Linked DNA regions of Homo sapiens: region 1 is linked to region 2. The links are chromatin loops, found by intact Hi-C in ENCODE. Cell type or tissue: Caco-2. All regions are shown on one strand. Each heading gives the region's core, and the rest is flanking DNA. Links, peaks and the distances in the headings are about the cores only. Region 1 has its middle 81 kb from the start of CTNND1. Region 2 holds the start of LOC105369313 (a long non-coding RNA gene).

The links. A loop is a pair of places that touch in the nucleus more often than their neighbours do. Peaks named below come from ENCODE experiments on the same cell type or tissue, not always from the same donor. Only the 100,000 strongest peaks of a DNase experiment are listed, where the experiment ranks them.
Region 1: a loop joins it to region 2, with 8 times the contacts of the local background. A loop is called at or near these places in 8 of 110 quality-filtered maps.

The regions. Positions count from the first base shown.
Region 1 is chr11:57,837,910-57,848,230 of GRCh38, reverse strand. No RefSeq gene overlaps it. Among named protein-coding and RNA genes, the nearest start is that of CTNND1, 81 kb to the right of the region's middle. In Caco-2, for the core only: no CTCF peak of the experiment used is centred there; no DNase peak of the experiment used is centred there.
Region 2 is chr11:58,508,072-58,518,392 of GRCh38, reverse strand. LOC105369313 (a long non-coding RNA gene) reads left to right here and starts at 3,668. Exons shown (of 5, transcript XR_007062673.1): 1 at 3,668-3,842; 2 at 6,538-6,600. OR5B21 (olfactory receptor family 5 subfamily B member 21) reads left to right here and starts at 10,288. Exons shown (of 1, transcript NM_001005218.3): 1 at 10,288-10,321. The coding sequence starts at 10,288. In Caco-2, for the core only: a CTCF peak has its summit at 4,437 (motif pointing right); a DNase peak (open chromatin) is centred at 4,412.

The DNA.
Region 1 (10,321 bases), core at 1,608-9,607, 670 kb after region 2:
CATTAGCAGTGAGCAAGGTTCCGTGGGGATGGGACCCGCTGAGCCAGGTGCAGGATAAAATCTCTTGGTGTGCTGTTTGCTAAGACCATTGGAAAAGTGCAGTATTTGGGCGGGAGTGTCCCGATTTTCCTGGTACAGTCTGTCACAGCTTCCCTTGGCTAGGAAAGGGAAATCCCCCAACCCCTTGAGCTTCCCCAGTGAGGCAATGCCCCGCCCTGTTTCAGCTCGCCCTCCATGGGCTGTACCCACTGTCCAACCAGTCCCAATTAGATGAACCAGGTACCTCAGTTGGAAATGCAGAAATCACCCATCTTCTGCATCAATCACACTAGGAGCTGCAGACCGGAGCTGTTCCTATTCGGCCATATTGGAATGCTGCAATGTCCTTTAATTTTTATCTATAAAAATCATCGCAATTTATCTACTGCCATGGACTGAATTGTGTCCCCTGCCTCCAAAATGCATGCGTTGAAACCCTAATCCCCAGCATAATGGTATTTGGAGATGGGGCCTTGGGAGATAATTAGATTTAGATGAGGTCATGAGGGTGGAGCCCTCATGATGGAATTAGTGCCTTTATAAGAAGAGACACCAGAGAACTTGCTCGCTCTCTCTCACTCTCTTCACTGTGTGAGGACACAGTGAGAAGGTAGCTGTTTGCAAGCCAGGAAGAAAACCTTCACAAGAACGCGATCATGCTGACACCTGATCTCAGATTTCTAGCCTCCAGAACTAGAAGCCAATACATTTCTGTTACTTAGGCCACCCAGCCTATGGTATTTTGTCATAGCAGCTCACACTAAGACATCTGTTTTTTTCTTTTGTTTCTAATGCTTTTGATGTCATATCCAAAAATCCATTGCCAAATCTAAGGTCATAAAGATTTACCCCCTGTATTTTCTTCTAACAGTTGTATGGTTTCAGGTCTTACATTTAAGTCTTTGATCCATTTTGAGTTAATGTTTATATACAGTGTGAGGTAGGAATCAAATTTCATTATTTTGCATGTGGATATCCAGGTGTCTCAACACAGTTTGTGGAAGAGATTGTTCTCTCTTCATATCAAAAATCAATTGGGGCCGAGTGTGGTGGCTCCCACCTGTAATCCCAGCACTTTGGGAGGCTGAGGCAGGTGGATCACTTGAGGGCAGGAGTCTGAGACCAGCCTGGCCAATATGGTGAAACCCTGTCTCTACAGAAAATGCAAAAATTAGCTGGGCGTCATGGAACGCGCCTGTAATCCCAACTACTTGGAAGGCAGAAGCAGGAGAATCACTTGAACCTGGGAGGTGGAGATTGCAGTGAGCTGAGGTCATGCCACTGCACTCCAGCCTGGGAGACAGAACAAGACTCCATCTCAAAAAAAAAAAAAAATGAAGAAAAGAAAAGAAAAAAAATCAATTGGCTGTAAATATATGGGCTTATTTTTTGACTCTTAATTGTATTCCATTCTATATATCTATTCTTATGCCACTTCCAAATTGTCCTAATTACTGTAGCTTTGTAGTAAGTTCTGAAATTGGGAAGCATGAGTCCTCCAACTTTCTTTTTCTTTTTCAAGAATGTTGTGGTTACTCTGGATCCTTTGAATTCCCATATGATTTTAGGATTACCTTCTCCATTTCTGCTAAGAAGCCAGCTTGAATTTTGACAGGGACTGTGTTGATCTGAAGATCAGTTTGGGGAGTATTGCCATCTTAAAAATATTAAGCCGGGCATGGTGGCTCACACCTGTAATCCCAGCACTTTGGGAGGCCAAGGCAGGCAGATTGCCTGAGCTCAGGAGTTCAAGACCAGCCTGGGCAACACAGTGAATCCCTGTCTCTACTAAAATACAAAAAATTAGCCAGGCACCACAGGGTGATGGCATGCACCTGTAATCCCAGCTACTTGGGAGGCTGAGGCAGTAGAATCTCTTGAAACTGGGAGCAGAGGTTGCAGTGAGCCGAGATGATGTATGATGTTAGCTGTGGGTTTTTTTGTAGATGTCCTTTATCAGGTTAAGAAAATTATCTTCTATTTCTAGTTTGTTGAGTGTTTTTATCATGAGAGCATGTTAGATTTCTGCAAATTTTTTTTCCTGCATCTATGGGAACACACCTATTATTTTTTGTCCTATTGGTTGATTTTTGGATGTTAAACCAATCTTATAATAGATCGCTAGGGCCAGGTGTGGTGGCTCACGCCTGTAATCCCAACACTTTGGGAGGCCGAGGCAGGCAGATGACCTGAGTTCAGGAGTTTGAGACCAGCCTGGCCAACATGGCAAAACCTAGTCTCTACTAAAAATACAAAACTTAGCTGGGTGCCTGTAATCCCAGCTACTCGGGAGGCTGAGGCATGAGAATCGCTTGAACCCAAGAGGCGGAGGTTGCAGCGAGCCAAGATCATGCCACTGACCTCCAGACTTGGGGATAGAGCAAGGCTTTGTCTCCAAATAAATAAATCACTGGGATACGTTTAACATGCTCATGGTGTACAAGCATTTTTATATGTTGATATACCCTGTTTGCTAGTATTTTTTTGAGGATTTGGGAGTCTGTCTTCTCATTTGGGTTTTTTTGTTTGTCTGTCTTGGAGAGGGTCTTGAGACAGGGTCTTGCTCTGTCACCCAGGCTGGAGTGCAGTAGTGTGATAACAGCTCACTGCAGCCCCTACCTCCCAGGTTCAAAAGATCTTTCCACTTCAGCCTCCCAAGTAGCTGGGACTACTGGTGTTCACCACCACACCCAGCTAATTTTTAATTTTTTTTTGTAGAGATGGGGGTCTCACTATGTTGTGCAGGCTGGCCTTGAACTCCTAGGCTCAAAGCCATTCTCTCACCTCAACTTCTAAAAGGGCTGGGATTATAGGTGTGAGCCACCATACCCAGCCAGGGTCTATATTCATAAAGATATTGGTCTGCAGTTTTATTTTTATGTCCTTGTCTGGTTTTGGTATCAGGATAATACTGACCTCATAGAATAAACTGAAAAGTATTCATCCTTCTTTTTTTTTTAGATAAGTTTGTAAATATTTCTATTAATTCTTCTTTAAATGTTTGCTACAATTTGCCAGAGAAGAAATCTAGGCCTGAATTTTTGTTGTTGTTTTTGTTGTTGTTGTTGTTGTTGGCAATTTTATATTACTTGTCCAATATTTTTACTTGATAAAGATCTATTCAAACTTTCTATATCTTCTTGAGTCACCTTTAGTAATTTGTCTCTTTCCAGGGATTTATTCACTTTATCTAAATTATCTAATTTATTGGCATACTATTGTTCATAGTATTATTTTATAATACTTTTTATTTCTATTAGGTCAGTAGTGATGTCCCTTTTTCATTTCTGATTTTAGCAACTTGAGTCTTCTCTTTTTCTCTTGTTCAGTCTAGCTAAAATGTTTGTTGATTTTGTTGATCTTTTCAAGGAATTGGCTTTTGGTTTTGATTTTTTTTTCTCTATTTTTTAAATTATCTATTTCATTAATTTTCACTCTAGCCTTTATTACTTCCTTTATTCTACTTGCCTGAGGTTTGGTTTGCTCTTCTTTTTCCTTAAGTGTCAGGGTGGAAGTTTAGTTTATTGATTTGAGATTATTCTTCTTTTATAATATAGATGTTTATAGCTAAAAATTTCCTTTAAGTACAGCTTTAGTTGTATCCCATAAGTTATTTTTTTTTCATTCTTTTTTTTTTTTTTTAGACAGGGTCTTACTCTGTTGCCTAGGCTGGAGTGCAGTGGCACAATCATAGCTGCAGCCTCGATCTCCTGGGCTCAAGCAATTCTCCCACCTCAGCCCCCTGAGTAGCTGGGACTACAGGCATGCCCCACCACTGCCCAGCTAAATTTTTTTTTATTTTTGGTGGAAATAAGGTCTTGCTATGTCGCCTAGGCTGGTCTTAAACTCCTGAACTCAAGCAATTCTCCCACCTTGGCTTCCCAAAGTGCTAGGATTACAGGCATGAGCCACCACACCTGGCTATTTTTTCTTAGTTTTTATACATCTCAATGAATTTTCTCTTGTATTTTGTGTGTTTTTTGTTGTTGTTGTTTGTTTTGTGTTTGTTTTTAAGACAGGGTCTCATTATGTTACCCTGGCTGACCTCAAACTCCTCAGCTCCAGTGATTCTCCCAACTCAGCCCCCCGAGTAGCTGGGACTACAGGCACACACTGCACTCAGCTTCTCTTGATACTCTTCTTTAACCCATTGGTTTTCAGTGTGTTAATTTCCATGTATTTGTGAATTTCTCTTATTCAGTTGTTGATTTCTTATTTCATTCCATGTAGTTGAAGAACATACTTTGAAGCATTTCAATCCTTTTAAATGTATTGAGGTTTGTTTTATGGTCTAGCATATGGTCTATCCTGAAGAATGTTTCATATGCACTTGAGAAGAATTTATATTCTGCTACTCCTGGAGTATCTGTTAGGATTAGTTTGTTTATAATGGTCAAGTCTTCTGTTTCCTACCGATCTTCCGCCTATTTGTTCTATCTATTGCTGAAGGTATTGAAGTCTCCAAGGACTATTATCAAATTGTCATCTCTCCTTTCATTTCTGTCAGTTTTTGTTTCATGTATTTTGGGATGCTGTTAATAGGTGCATATATGTTTATAATTGTTATGTCTTCCTGATAGATTGGCCCCTTTATTATTATAAAATGTCCTTCTTTATCTCTATTAACATTTTTATTTTAAATTTTATTTTGTCTGACATTGTTATAGCTGCTTCAGATACCTCTGAGGTTCTGTTCATTTTTCTTCATTCTTCTGTCTTTGGATTTCATAATCTCTGCTGATCTATCTTCAAGTTCAATTCTCTCTTCTGCCAGTTCAAATCTACTGTTGAGCCTCTCTAGTGATTTTATTTCAGTTACTGAACTTTTTAACTTCACAAAGTCTACTTGATTCTTTTTTATAGTTTCTACCACTTTACTGATATTCTCTACATAATAAAATATTGTCATCCTATCTTCTTTTGCTTCCTTAAGCATGGTTTCCTTACTTTCATAATGGCTACTTTGAAGTCTTTGTTAAGTCTGACATCTGTCCCTCTCACAAGTAGTTTCTGTTGACTGATTTTTATCCTGTGTATAGGTCACACTTTCCTGTTTCCTTGACGTTAGCATAATTTCTGTTGAAAACAAATGCTTCAGATGATATATTGTAGAAGTTCTGGATATCACTCCCCTCCCTCTGATGCCAAGGCTTGTTATTGTTGTATGCCTGTTTGTATATTGTCTGGGTGGATTATTTTAGTGAAGTCTATTTCCTTCACACTGTAAAGCCTCTGATGTTGTTCCTCAGAAGGTGCAACATTGGGCATATGCACAGGCACCCTAGGATGTCAGTAATGTTATTTTAGCAGGGCTCTCTTCTACTGCCTCTTCCCTTGATCACTCCCAGCTCTTATGCTTCACTAATTGTCAGCTGATTGCTCTATTGTTTGTGACAATGTCCTGAGACATAAATTGCTCCACAGCTAATCCAATTAAATTAGGACTCCCTTGCAGGGTTCATTTTTGAGATGCATGTTTAAGGTTTGCTCTGTCCCCAGGAGGGCTCTTCTTAGCAATCCTTTTCCCTGATGCTCTCTGGTAAACTAGTTGGTAAGTGGGCTCGCTTGTATCTATCATAAAGCCACCAGCTGCCTCTTAATTGCTTTCTAATGAAACTGCCATTGTTTGAGAGAACCCTTAGACTTGAACTTCCCTACATCCTGTATCAAACTCCATTCCTTATGGGAAGACTTTAGATTTATTTGTTTAGAGTCCGCCTCTCCCCCTAGGAAAGATACCAGAGCCACAGTTCCAGAGCTGAGTAGTGGGGATAGAAATCACTGGTGTGCTTCTCTCTAGGTAACAGCTCTGCTTTAGGCAAACTAATTTTTCCATCCTCTGACCTCCCTCACTCTGCTCCTTGACTATAAGTCCCCATTTGTCCTTGTTGTATTCAGAATTGAGCTCAGTTCTACACTGAAGTCTCTTTCCCCTATTGCAGTAGTACTGAATACAATCTGTCCTTACCACCTCTAGTGTCCTGCTCCATTTAACACTCCTCACATTAATATTCCTCACACAGAAGTGAAACCCCACAAAACAATTTTTTGAACACTCTGTCATATATAGTTTCTAAGTTCATAAATCATGGAATTAAAAATTTAGAAATTGTCAAATGTGTTACTTATCACATTGTATTACCAGTATACTTCTAGGGCATTACATAATGTATTACATTCATTCCAAATCCTCATCCTAAGCCCATCTCTCACAAAAGCTTTTCCCTGCGAGTTTTGTTTTTGGGTTTTTTTGAGATGGAGTCTCACTCTGTTGCCCAGACTGGAGTGCAGTGGAATGATCTCAGCTCACTGCAACATCTGCCTCCCAGGTTCAAGCAATTCTCTTGCCTCAGACTCCCAAGTAGCTGGGAGCAATTTATGTCCCAGGACATTGTCACAATGCACCACCATGCCTGGCTAATTTTTTGTATTTTTTTTAGTAGAGACAGGGTTTCACCATGTTGGCCAGGGTAGTCTAGAACTCCTGACCTCAAGTGATCTGTCTGCCTTGGCCTCCCAAAGTGCTGAGATTAGAGGCATGAGCCACTGTGCCTGGCCGTGATTTTAAAGTCCCTAGAATTTTACATGTCTGCTATTATTATCTCTAAAACTTTTCTGTGGGTCTCTTACCTCTCTTCTCAGCACACTGTCAGCAATTAGAGGCATAGACATGTAGTTCAACTCATGTTAGTGGTTGGCTCAGCAGCACAACAGTGTCAAGTAAATGAAAACACAGCAAGTATCTCAGACTTACCAATGTGCATGGCATAATCCTGCTCAAAGACAACATTCTAGACCCCCTAACTGAGCTCTGCATTCTTCAATAAATGCTAATAATCCTAGGTAAGCACAGAGAATAAAAATGGAAGCATTACCCCATATAACTCATCACAACTAAAAAAAATGCTACTGTGCTTCTCCCACATATATGCAAAATATAGGCAAAATGATTTTCAATGAAACATTATTTGATGGAGCAGAAATCGGAAACAGCAAAAACATCCATCAATAGGGGAAAGATCAAATAAATTTAGTGTGGCCATATAATAGAGTGCTCTGCACAGGGACTGATATGGGCAGATGTTCAAATCATACTGTTGAGTTGCAGAACAATGCACACAGAATCATCATTCTTTATTTAAAGAAGGAAGGAAAGGAAGGAGGAAGGGATGGAGGCAGGGACGAAGGAAGAAAGGGAGGGAATGAGGAAAGAAAGAAGAGAGAAAGGGAAGAAGGGAACTGTGCATGTAAAAGTATCTTTTTATGCCTATAAATATATAGGAGGGGTTTTGAATAAAACTCTTAACAGCAAATATTTTTCTGTGAAAAATGAAAATGGAAGTGGAGATGCAGAGGGAAAGGGAAGGCTTTGATGCTTTATTTACTTCTACGTTGTTTGAATTTCCTATTCATTAAAAAAAAAAGACTAAATAGCAAAGAAAAGCACTGATATCAGGAAGAACTGTGTTGGAAATTCAGCTCTGCCACCATGTGTCCATTACTCTTACAAGTGCTTTACAGGCTTTCTCTCATTTAAACCAGACAATAACCTTATGAGATAGGCAGCATTATTATCCCTATATTATGGATAAAAATAGAGTCAGAATTTATAATCAAGTTTTCTTTTTTTTTTTTTTTTTTTTTTTCTGAGACAAGGTTTCACTCTGTCGCCCAGGCTGGAGTGCACTGGTGTGATCTTGGCTCACTGCAACCTCTGCCACCCGGGTTCAAGTGATTCTCATGCCTCAGCCTCCCCAGTAGCTGGGATTATAGGTATGTGCCACCATGCCCAGCTAATTTTTGTATTTTTAGTAGAGATGAGGTTTCACCATGTTGGCCAGGCTGGTTCAAACTCCTGACCTCAAGTGATCCGCCCTCCTTGACCTCCCAAAGTGTTGGGATTACAGGCGTAAGCCACTGTGCCTGGCCTATAATAAAGTTTTCATGACTCCAAACTTTGCATTCTTAACAACTATGCTTCATTCATTGACATTTTTAAAGACCTTGGCTGGGCACAGTGGTTCATGCCTGTGATCCCAGAACTTTGGGAGGCAGAGGTGGAAGGTTCACTTGAGCCGAGGAGTTCAAGACCAGCCTGGGCAACATAGTGAGACCTGTTTCTACAAAATATAAAAATTAAAAAAATTAGCTGGGCATGGTGGCTCCCACCTGTGGTCTCAGATACTCAGAAGACTGAAGCAGAAAGATTGCTTGGGCCCATGAGGTTGAGGCGGCAGTGAGACACGATTGCACCACTGCTCTCCAGCCTGGGTGACACAGCGAGACCCTTTCTCAAAAAATTTAAAAAATAAATAAAAATAATTTAAAAGACCTCCTGTATCAGCGAATTGCTTTGCCAATTTAGACTCCTCTCAGCCATGTATAAGTAGCTTTTCCAACACATTATTAGACAATAGCATTGAAAATTTTTTGGCTAACTTGATAAGCCCAAAAAGTGGAAATACTTTATTGTTTTATTTGCACTTATTTTATTACTAGCAAGAGTAAACAATTTTCCACATATTTATTTGTTATATAACCACTTTTATTAATTATCTGTTCAAGTCTTCTGGCTACATATATGTATATATATGACATACGTATATGTATATATCAGCTTTTCATATAATGAACACATTTAATGATTTGTCATATCTGCTGAAAATATTTTGCCATTTTTTGAATATCTTATTTTGTTTATGTAGGTAACTTTTAATGCCTGTGTACTCTATCTTTTCCTTCTTGATTTACTCAATCATTTAGAAGTTTGTAAGTTACAAAAATGAAAATACAAGCCACAGACCGAAAGAAAATATTTGTAGAACACTTATCTGATGGGCCAGGTGCTGTGGCTCATGCCCATAATCCTAGCACTTTGTGTTTGTTTTTTTGTTTTGTTTTGTTTTTTCTAAATGAACATTGAGTTTATTTATTTATTGACATTTTTCCCTTTCCAACTTTTATTTTAGGTTTAGGGGATACATGTGCAGGTTTGTTGCATGGGTAAATTGTGTGTTGCAGGGGTTTGGTATATAAATAATCTTGTCACCCATTTAATCAGCATAGTACCCAATAGGTAGTTTTTCAGTCCTCACCCTCCTCTCACTCTCCACCCTCAAGTAGGCTCTGGTGTCTATTGTTCCCTTCTTTGTGTCCACATGTACTCAGTGTTTGGCTTCCACTTGTAAGTAAGGACATGCAGTATTTGGTTTTCTGTTCCTGCATTAATTCTCTCAGGATAATGGCCTCTAGCTCCAGCCATGTTGTCGCAAAAGACATGATTTTGTTCTTTTTTATGGCTGTGTAGTATTCCACAGTGTATATGTACCACATTTTCTTTTTCAAGTCCACTGTTGATGGGCATCTAGATTGATTGCGGCACTATTCACAATAGCAAAGACTTGGAACCAACCCAAATGTCCAACAATGATAGACTGGATTAAGAAAATGTGGCACATATACACCATGGAATACTATGCAGCCATAAAAAATGATGAGTTCATGTCCTTTGTAGGGACATGGATGAAGCTGGAAACCATCATTCTCAGCAAAGTATCGCAAGGTCAAAAAACCAAACACCACATGTTCTCACTCATAGGTGGGAATTGAACAATGAGAACACATGGACACAGGAAGGGGAACATCACACACCCGGGACTGTTGTGTGGTGGGGGTATGGGGGAGGCATAGCATTAGGAGATATACCTAATGCTAAATGACGAGTTAATGGGTGCAGCACAGTATACATATGTAACAAACCTGCACATTGTGCACATGTACCCTAAAACTTAAAGTATAATAATAATAAAATAAAATAAAATAAAAAACTACCATTCAATCCAGCAATCCCGTTACTGGGTACATACCCAAAGGAATAAAAATCATTCTATCATAAAGACACATGCACATGTATGTTCATCTCAGCACTATTCACAATAGCAAAGACATGGAATCCTAGCACTTTGAGAAGCTGAGGCAGCATGATCGCTCAAGCCCAGGAATTCAAGACTAGCCTGGGCAACATAGTGAGACTATAGTCCCAGCTACTCAGGAGGCTGAGACGAGAGGATCCCTTAAGTCCAGGAGGTCAAGGCTGCACTCCAGACTGGTTGACAGAGTGAGACCCTGTCTGGAAAACAGCCGGCCGCATTGGCTCACGCCTCTAATCCCAGCACTTTGGGAGGTCCACGCGGGCAAATCACCTGAGGTCAGGAGTTTGAGACCAGCCTGGACAACATGGTGAAATCCCATCTCTACTACAAATACAAGTTAGCCAGTCATG
Region 2 (10,321 bases), core at 1,279-9,278:
AAGCGGGACATCATCTTGTAGGCAACAGTCATCAACAGTGTTGAATGCAGTGGATTGTGGAGAGAATGGGAGGTAGCAGAAGGTGTGACCACGCACGAGCTGGGGTTCCAAGTTTTCTGTGTTTGCTCCATTGTCCCATTGGACTTTACCTACAAAATGCAAATTCAAAGATAACATTTTAAATAATTTGAAGATGACAATCACAAGATGTTAGTCTCAAAGGGTGGGACTTTTCTGAGCACAGGGTCTGTTTTGCACATCTGTGAAGCTAGCCTCGGAGCAACCTTTAAGAATATTGTTTCAGCTAGACCAGAGAAATAAGTGTTGAGATTTATGGCACTTCAGGGTGACTATAGAAAATAATAATATGTCAAAATAACTTACAGAGTAAATTTCAAATGTATCACCACAAAATAATGTCAAGCCTGGGTGCAGTGGCTCATGCCTGTAATCCCAGCACTTTGGGAGGCCAAGGTGGGCAGATCACGAGGTCAGGAGATTGAGACCATCCTGGCTAACATGGTGAAACCCTGTCTCTACTAAAAATACAAAAAATTAGCTGGGCGTGGCGGCAGGCGCCTGTAGTCCCAGCTACTCAGGAGGCTAAGGCAGGAGAATGTCGTGAACCCGGGAGGTGGAGCTTGCAGTGAGCCAAGATCACGCCACTGCACTCCAGCCTAGGTGACAGAGTGAGACTCCGTCTCAAAAAAAAAAAAGAAAAAAGGTCAAGAGGTGATGTCTATATTAGCTTGATTTAATTGCTCCACATTGTATATCCATATCAAAACATCACATCATACTCCATAAATGTAATACAACTGTGATTTGTCAATTAAAAATAATATAAATAAACAAAAGAAAAAAGAATATTATTTCAACATAGTGGAGTAGAAACAGTTGAAGCTACAATGCAGCGGATTAGGAGAGAATGGAAGATGCTGTGGACCACTTTTGATCATTTTGATGGTAGAAGGAAGGATGCTGGTATAGCACAAGAATATATTAGGATGGGAGACAGATTCTTGAACATTTTTGGGGAAGAGATGGTAACTTTAGAATGTCTATGGACAAATGGGGTAGGAATGAGTAAGGGAGGGTGGAGGGACAGGAGTAATTGCCATAGTATGGTCTCACCAAAGTAAGTAGAGATGGATCAATGGCATAGATGAAGGGGCCAGCCTGCTACAGAAGAGGGGGAAATTCTGAGGTAGGAAGGCAGAGAAGGATAGGATGGATTTAGATGGAGAGATTGTAGTAAAGTTAATATTAGATGGCCTTGATTTGGTAAAGGAGATGAAGGAAAACACATCCACAGAGAGTGCATTTACCTGAGTGGGGCTGCAGAGTCTGCAGACACTCAGAAAATTCTGAGAAATTGATGGATAGAAATAAGTCTGCAAGTCATGAAGCATTGAAATTAGGCCAATTAATAACCCTACCATGAAGTCTGAATGTTCAATAGAAAGGAAGAGTTGCATATCTCTCACTTTAAATCAAAAGCTAGAAATGATTAAACTTAGTGAGGAAGGCATGTCAAAAGCTGAGACAGGGCAAAAGCTGAGACAGGGCAAAAGCTGAGACAGGGCAAAAGCTAGGCTTTTTGTGTCAAACAGTTGTCCCAGTTGAGAAAGCAAAGAAAAAGTTGTTGAAGGAAATTAAAAGTGCTACTCCAGTGAAGACCTGAATGATAATAAAGTGAAATATCCTTATTGCTGATTCAGAGAAAATATTAGTGTTCTGGATAGAAGATCAAACCAGCCACAACATTTCCTTAAGGCAAAGCCTAATACAGCAAGGCCCTAACTCTCTTCAATTATGTGAAAGCTGAGGAAGTTGAGGAAGCTGCAGAAGAAAAATTGGAAGCTAGCAGAGATTGGTTCATGAAGTTTAAGTAAAGAAGCCATCTTTAGAACATAAAAGTGCAAAGTGAAGCAGCAAGTGCTAATGTAGAAGCTACATCAAGTTATCCAGAAGATTTAGCTAAGATAACTGATGGAAGTCGCTACACTAAACTATATATATATGTATATTTTTTTTGAGACAAGGTCTCCCTCTGCCACCCAGGCTGGAGTGCCATAGTAAGATCTCGGCTCACTGAAGCCTTTGCCTCCTGGATTCAAGTGATTCTCATGCCTCAGCCTCCTGAGTAGCTGGGATTACCACACCCTGCTAATTTTTCTTTTCCTTTTTTAATTTTTTTTTGGAAAGGGATGGGGTTTCACCATGTTGCCCAGGCTGGTCTCAAACTCCTAACCTCAGGTGACCCGCCTACCTCAGCATCCCAAAATGCTGGAATTACAGGCATAAGCCACCATGCCCAGCCTAACGATAAATTGTTAATGCAAACAAAACACCGTTATATTGAAAGAAATGCCATCTAGGACTTTCATAGCTAGGAAGGAGAAATTGATGCCTGGCTTCAAAGCTTCCACAAACAGGCTGACTCTATTGTTAGGGGCTAATGAAGCTGGTAAGTTTAAATTGAAGCCAATGTTCATTTATCATTTTGCAAATTCTAAGACCCTTAAGAATTATGCTAAATCTACTCTGCGTGTGCTCTATAAACGGAAAAGACTAGATTATAGCATGGTTTATTGAATATTTTAAGCGCACTATTGAGACCTACTACTTAGAAAAAATATTTTTTTCAAAATATTACTGCTCATTCACAAATGTACCTGGTCACTCAAAGCTTTTATGGAGATGGACAAGGAGATGAATGTGGTTTTCATGCCTGGTAATACAATATCCATTCTGCAGCCCATGGTTCAAGGAGTAATTTTGACTTTCAAGTCCTATTGTTTAGAAAATACATTTCGTAAGGCTATAACTGCAATAGATTGTGATTCCTCTGATGGATCTAGTGAAGTAAATTGAAAACCTCTGGAAGGATTCACCATTCTAGATACCACTAAAAACTTTTGTGACTCATGAATTCATGTAATTAACATTAACAAGAGTTTGGAAGAAATTGATTTCAACTCTCTTGGATGACTTTGAAGGATTCAAGACCTCAGTGGAGGGAGTAACTGCAGATGTGGTGGAAATAGCAAGAGAACTAGAATTAGAAGTAAAGCCTAAAGATGTGACTGAACTGCTGCAATCTCATGACAAAACTTGAACAGATGAGGAAATGCTTCTTATGAATGAGAAAATAAAGTGGTTTCTTGAGATAGAATCTACTCTGGGGGAAGAGGCTGTGAACATTGTTGAAATGACAACAAAGGATTTCAAGTATTCCATAAAGTTAGTTGATAAAGCACTGGGAAGGTTTGAGAGGACTTAATACAATTTTGAAAGAAGTTCTACTGTAGGTCAAATGCTATCAACAACAGTTCATGCTACAGAGGAATTTTTCATGAAAGAAAGTCAATCAGCCAGGCACGATGGCTCATGCTTGTAATCCCAGCACTTTGGGAGGCCGAGGTGGGTGGATCACTTGAGGTCAGTAGTTCCAGACCAGCCTGGCAAGTCTGGCAAACATGGTGAAACCCCATCTCTACTAAAAATACAAAAACTAGCCAGGCCTGGTGGCGTTTGCCGGTAATCCCAGCTACTCAGGGGGCTGAAGTATGAGAATATCTTGAACCTGGGAGGTGGAGGTTGCAGTGAGTCAAGATTGCGCCACTGCACTACAGTCTGGGCAACAGAGAGAGACTCCATCTCAAAAAAAAAAAAAAGAAAAGAAAGTCAGTCAATCGATGCAGCAATCTTCACTGTTGGTTTATTTTAGGAGATTGCCACAACCACCTCAACCTTCAGCAAGCATCATCCTGATCAGTCAGCAGCCATCAAGGCCCCTCACCGGCAAAAGAAAAAATTACAACTCACTGAAGGCTCAGGTGATCATCATCATTTTTTAGCAATAAAGTATTTTAAATTATGTACATTTTTTGGACATAATGCTAGTAGACCCAGTATAGTGTAAACATAACTTTTATATGCACTAGGAAGCAAAAAAAAAATTGTGTGACTTGCTCTATCGTGATATTCATTTTATTGGAGTAGTCTGAAACCAAACCCCCAGTATCTCCAAAGTTTATTTGTACTTTATGTTGATTAACTTTAATTCTCAACAGTCCCATAATGAGAAATAGAGGAATGGAGAGACTAAGTGACTTGCAAGAGTCCCTCCAGGAACTAGAAGGGAGAGCTGGGATTTGAACCCATGCATTTGGCTCCAGGACTGTAAGTCTCACCTGTAGGCTGCGGTGCCTGGTGTACCATAACACGTAGGAGATCTCCAGGGTCCTAAGAGGTGCTACCATTCTATGTGGCCATGAAATTAACCTTTTAGGCAGATGGGTAGTTTCTTGATTCTTCCTGTAATTCCAAAGCATTTTTCCTGTATGAACTCACTTGTCATTGCGGCAAGAAAGACAAGTCTTCATTTTGCCAGCCCCACCGCTGGGAACGGCTCCTTAGGTGAAAAGCTTGGGATAGCCTCAAGATGGCAGCATTAACTCAAATATGGATGGACAGATCCTGGTATCTGGCCTTGAAGTAATCCAAAAGTCAGAATTGGCCCTTTTCTGCCTTTTAGTTTTTTTAAAACCCCAAGCTGTAACTGTTTGGAGGTGAAGAGTCAACCTGATCTTGTGAGGAGACCAAACAGTGAAGACACTGGAGGCATCAAAGTGGAAAAGCAGAAGTATTTCCCAGGAATTAAGAGTCTTTGGAGGGAAAAGAAAGAGGATATATTGGGTGCCATTAAGAAATGATGAGGTTCAAAAAGATTAATGATTCATCTATTATCCATTCATAAGTGGCTAATTCTAGGCCTCTTACTTGCCAAAACCAAGAACCACCCCACTTCACCATGTTGATAGTCTTCATTTTTATCTATTTAATTTTTTAGAATATTAAACACTGATAAAGAAGAGTACTAAATTATTTTATAAAGCCAGATATATAGGCTAGATTGTCTCAGTGGTTAGAGTCTTGATGCTACAGGTGAAGTTTTCTCTTCTTTCCTCATCTTGTTCCTCTCCCTTTCTTCCTCTTCTCTCCCCTTCCCTCCCCTCTTTCTTTTCTTTCCTTTCTCTCTTTATCTGTCTTATCCCGTTTTTCCCTCTTTCTTTCTCTAGTTTTTTCCTTGGTTGTTTTATTGGTCAAATAAATAATAAGGAAGAAACCTAAGTCTTCAGAGTTGGACATGTGGGTCAGGTGATTAGATGCTACAAAATTCCAAGAGTATGCAAAAATATCCTTGGACTTCTATCACCTAGCTTGCCACTTGCTTGGCCACTTTGTATGTCTTCTTTTGTTAAAAATAATTATTCTAACAGGGGGCTTTGTCTTGGAAATGTTTTCATGAGAGCAAAGAAAAAGTGAGTAAATAAGCTCTACTTTTGTAACTGACTGTAGTGGAACATGCATTTGTGAGAATCTAAGAGAAATATTGTTTTGTAGATTCTGAGAGCACCTCTGCTTTTCCACATTTATTCCCAAGAGAAGCAGTAGAGCACAGAGTATAAATATATAGAATTTGGGTCAGACAGGCTTGAGCATTTCCTCACTTTCTGGAATTGCAAGATGCTCCAGGCTTCTCTGGTATATTCCCTGCTCCAGTGCTAGAACCAGCCATTTCTCGAAGGAGCCCTGGTTTCTTTTATTAGAGAATAATATTAGAAAAAGATCTAAGTGCTAGGTATGTACAGAAGTTTTCACATCTGTAAAATTGAAAAAAATATATATTTCTCATAGAGTTATATGAACATTAAGTGAAATAACACATACAAATATATACTGAATGAAGGGCTTGAAACATAGGAAGCTATATTATATATTATATAAATATATATTATATACATATAAATGTATCAAGAGCTGAAATAAAGAAATCCTTTGCTTCTTGTAGGCTCCATGTTAAAATTCATTTAAAACCAAGTTGACTGGGAAAAAAGTTCATGGAAGTGTTTTGATTCACAGAGCTCTTTGAAACTCTGAGTTCTGTAGACAGAGCTGGGTTTGGGAAAATGGAGATTCTGATGCAATTTATCATTTATAATCTGACATTTTGAAAATTTCTCCCCATTTAGTCTTAGATAAAGAGCCAACTCCCAATACTCACAGGAAATCTGTGGGCTGATTGTGCAGTGGCTGGATCCTCAAGCTCCTTTGAAAGCATTTTTTGATAGAATTTGCTCATCAATAATCTTAGCCTGTGACTAGGAGAACCAGGACTCCCCTGTGGCCCCTAAGGGATCTTTGAGGCACCTCCATATCATAATAATGTTTCAGTTCCCTCAGGAAAGTGGTGTTTTGATTGCTTGTTTGTATGTTGCTGAGCCCTGGATTGGAATTGAGACCTTAGGGAACCCCCCTTCAGAGGCTCCCAAATCTACATAGACACTAGCTTCTAGCTGATATCAGCCTTTTCACACAGTTTGATATGGCTCACTTACAGTCTCAAGCAAACTGCAGCGGCAGCTGAACTGTCTTTACACTTTTATCACATAGCCTCAGGAAATCTCTTACTATTTGAAATCCAAGGTCCTTAGAGACCAACAGCTCTTCTTTTCTTTTCTTTTTCAGACTTCAAAAAGTCCAGTGTTGAAGCAGTTCTGAATTGAGATCTCATAATTCCCAAGGACATAGGTATGATTTCCCTGATCTTTTTAAAAAGCAGTATTCTTCGCACTGTAGGTAGAAATAATGGGTTCGTCTAAAAGAAAGAGACTCAGAAGTAGGTATATAAAAAGACTCTTAATTCAATTTCCCCCAACCTCCTCTGCTACATTTCACAAGAATAGAGACAGAAGTTTCCCATAAGTAATTCGGAGTCACGTTTACTTAGACAGCCATTGCCATAGTCATTGCTAGATGGGGTGTTGCTACCAACTGGTGTTAATAAAACCTGGGAAATAACTTCATACGATTGGCCTACAGTTTAATAAAGAGATTGATTAATTAGCTTCTATGGAGCACCTGCTAGAGGCCCACACTGGCTGAATTTTCTTATATTTTATCTCACTTTATCTTCTGTCTATAAAGGAAAATTGACTTGCCTACAGTCCCAAAGCAAGTAAGCATTAAAGCTCTTATTCTAACTCAACTGCTGAGATTCTAATTACCTCATCCACTTAACAAATAGTTGAGTCTACCATGTGGCTGCCTTGAGTCTAAGTAGTGGATAATAAAGCGCAAAAGAGTGACAAACAATATAGGCCTTGTCTCTTCCCTTATGGAATTTATTCCATTGAGAATCTTCTTTAGAACTCCCCAAATGGGGGTGTGATGATTGGGGGTGATGCTTCAAACCCCTTTAGAAGCAATTTTGATGGAACTTTTTATTTCCAAACTATCTTAATGGCTTAGACTTCTCCTTCTCTCTTTATAACAATAATAATTCCTTAAATTTTAATGCTTTTTCAGGTTTTGACTTAATATTTTAACCTTAGATATTTCAGTATTCAACCGTAGATATTTTAAAAATATTTTTTCTCTTTCAAGACTCCTTCCGATATTTATTTTAGGTCCATGCAGAAAAGCCTGGGTTTTACAGGACTTGAGTGGGAGGAGATACAGCAGCAGCAGCAGGATTTGGATTCAGGCCTTGCAGCCTCCCAGGCTTGGTGCTGGGTAAATGAGGCCTTTTCTCTCTGCACTGACTCCAGATTTCTCCTTGCTGCTCTGGATCTCAACACATTTATTAACAGAGACTGCAATGCATAAACGGAAGGGTTGCCCATTAACGGAACACAGAAAGTACCTTGAATATTAATTGCCGGTAGAGGAACATGGCAGTCAGGGACAGTTCAATATGGCGGGGGCGGGGGGGTGGGTGTAATGGCTTTTAAAAACTGAACGTACAGCTTAAGTGAATAGACTCCTGTGGTCAATATTAACCAAGGAGATTGATCTAATAAGCATTTCAGAAGGTATTTTGGAAAATAATTCAGAATCCACCCTAAGTCAGCTGCATTTTATTCTTGGAATTTTTCCAGGTTTTCATCCTACCTTGTGTCTAGGAAAAGGTTGGTTTACAATATGGGAGGACTGGTATCTCTTTGGTCAAAGGACCACGTACTTAGCAAGCAGTTATCCCTTCCTGGGATCCCTCTACCAATAAGCAGCAATATTTGGCCAGAGTTCTAGACTTTAAACCAGTCACTTCACCTCACTGAGCCTCGGTTTCTTCATGTCTATATCTGCTATCTCTCTCTCTCTCTATCTAGTCATGCAATAATTAAATTAAGAAGTGAATGCAAAAAGAGTTTTATAAACTTTAGAACCACTGTTTTTTAAAAGCTCTAGAACAGTGGTTCTCAATCAGGGGAATGTTACCCTTCAGGGGACATTTGGCCACGTCTGGAGACATTTTTGACTGTTACAAATGGGAGGTGGTGGTGTTACTGGAATCTAGTGATTAGAGAGAGGCCAGGGAAACTGCTGAATATCTTACAATGCACAGGACAGCACTCCCTCTCCCCCACCACACCCTGCACCAAAGAACTGTCCAGCTCATAATGTCAGTAGTGCTGAGGCTGAAAAACCAGGCTCTGGAATTGTACAGATTTTACAGTTAAGCAGTTATGTGACCTTGAGGGGCACCACATCCTTCTGTTTCCAAATATGTAAGATCAGAACACTGCCTGTCATAGATTACAGGATATTGTGTTTGCTAAATTTGAGAGTATACACACATGTCAAAAGTCAAAAGAAAAACAAGTTAAAAAAGGCTGGATAAATATAATAGAAAGTGATGCTGGTCAGAAAGTCAATTAGTACATTACTGGATAGTAATGTACCAAGCTGACTGAGCCAGTTCTTATGAAACTAGCCACATCGTGTGTGTGTGATGGTCATCCAAAAAGGACAAGCTACACTATCCCCTTCTTTTTGTGTCACCAATCAAATTGCTGCTGTTACTCTTCAAGGTAAGCTAAAGTCCAGCAGAGCTGAAGCATTTTTCTCCTTTAATTCCTGTTTTCTCCTTTTTCCTCCTCTCTTCTCACATTTTCTCCCTCACTTCTTCTGAGTCTGCTCCCACTCACTCTGCTACTAGGAGTGGGGAAAGCCTGTGAACACCTCAGGTTGAGGAACAAAAATAGGAGAGAAAGAATGCTCTAAAATGAGGACAGAAACCTGTCTCCAGGCCTGACCATCTGCAAACTCACTGTTACTCCTGAATATTTTTCATATGACAAGTCTAAGCTAATATTTTGGCCCAAAGCACAAACCTGGTAGACAAGAGGATGATAGGATGTTTGTTGTGGGATTAAAGAGCATGAAAAATATTTCCATACTTTCCTATTGATGTTCTGTTTGATTCACCAAATATTTACATACATGTGTGAGGGGCCATGGTAAGGAGAGTGGACCAGAGGGGATGAAGATAGTTACTGTCCCAAGGGGCTTAGAGCTAGGTGAAGAGTGAGTGGTTGCCCAGCTAATTGTGCAATAATCAGCCAAGACTCAAGTGCTTTGAGGAGGGAGAGAAAGGAGGACTTAACTGGAATTAGGGTCTACAGCAAAGACTTCTGATAAGGGGTGAAAAAAGACATATGCATATACACAGATACACAAAGCCATTTGTATATATCAAATTTATAGTTTTATATTAAATATATATAAATACATACTCATATTTACATATACCATACTCCCTTTCAGTTGAACTACTGTTGAGGGATTAATTTATAAAGGCTTCAAAAGTTGTGGTTAAGATCTTTGGATTTAGTATCAAACAGACCTTGAGGGCACCACCTTGTCCTGCCAACACCTTGATTTTGGCCCAGTGAAACTGATTTGAGGCTTCTGGCCTCCAGAATTTTGAGAGAATAAACTTGTGTTGTTTTAAGGAAAAATAAATTTAGAAAATCTTTAGTGAGGCTATATTATTGGAAGTAGAATGTGGAAGACAATAAGTGATGGATGTTTTTATTTTTAATAATTAAATACATACAATCTTATATCCACATCATAATTTGTATTTATATGATGTAAATGTGTTAAAGAATTCAAGATGAATGTATGAACTTTAGATTCAGAAATATAAAGGGGTGAACTTTGATTCTGACCCCTAGATAGGCTATCTTGCTCAATATTCAGCTCCCTGAGCCTTAACTTCCTTATCTGTAAGATGGGCATAATAGCACCTATCTCATATGAATTAAAAGCTATAATATAACAGAGGGTTCTAGGATGAGTGTTACACACAGTACATTCTCTCTATACATTAGTTTTCTCCTTTTTTATCATTCCATCCTCCCTTCTCATACTTTCATTGGAATTTTGTTGACGCCTCTTCTTTAATCACCAGGCTAATTCAAGCTGGCCACAATGGAGAATAGCACAGAAGTGACAGAGTTTATCC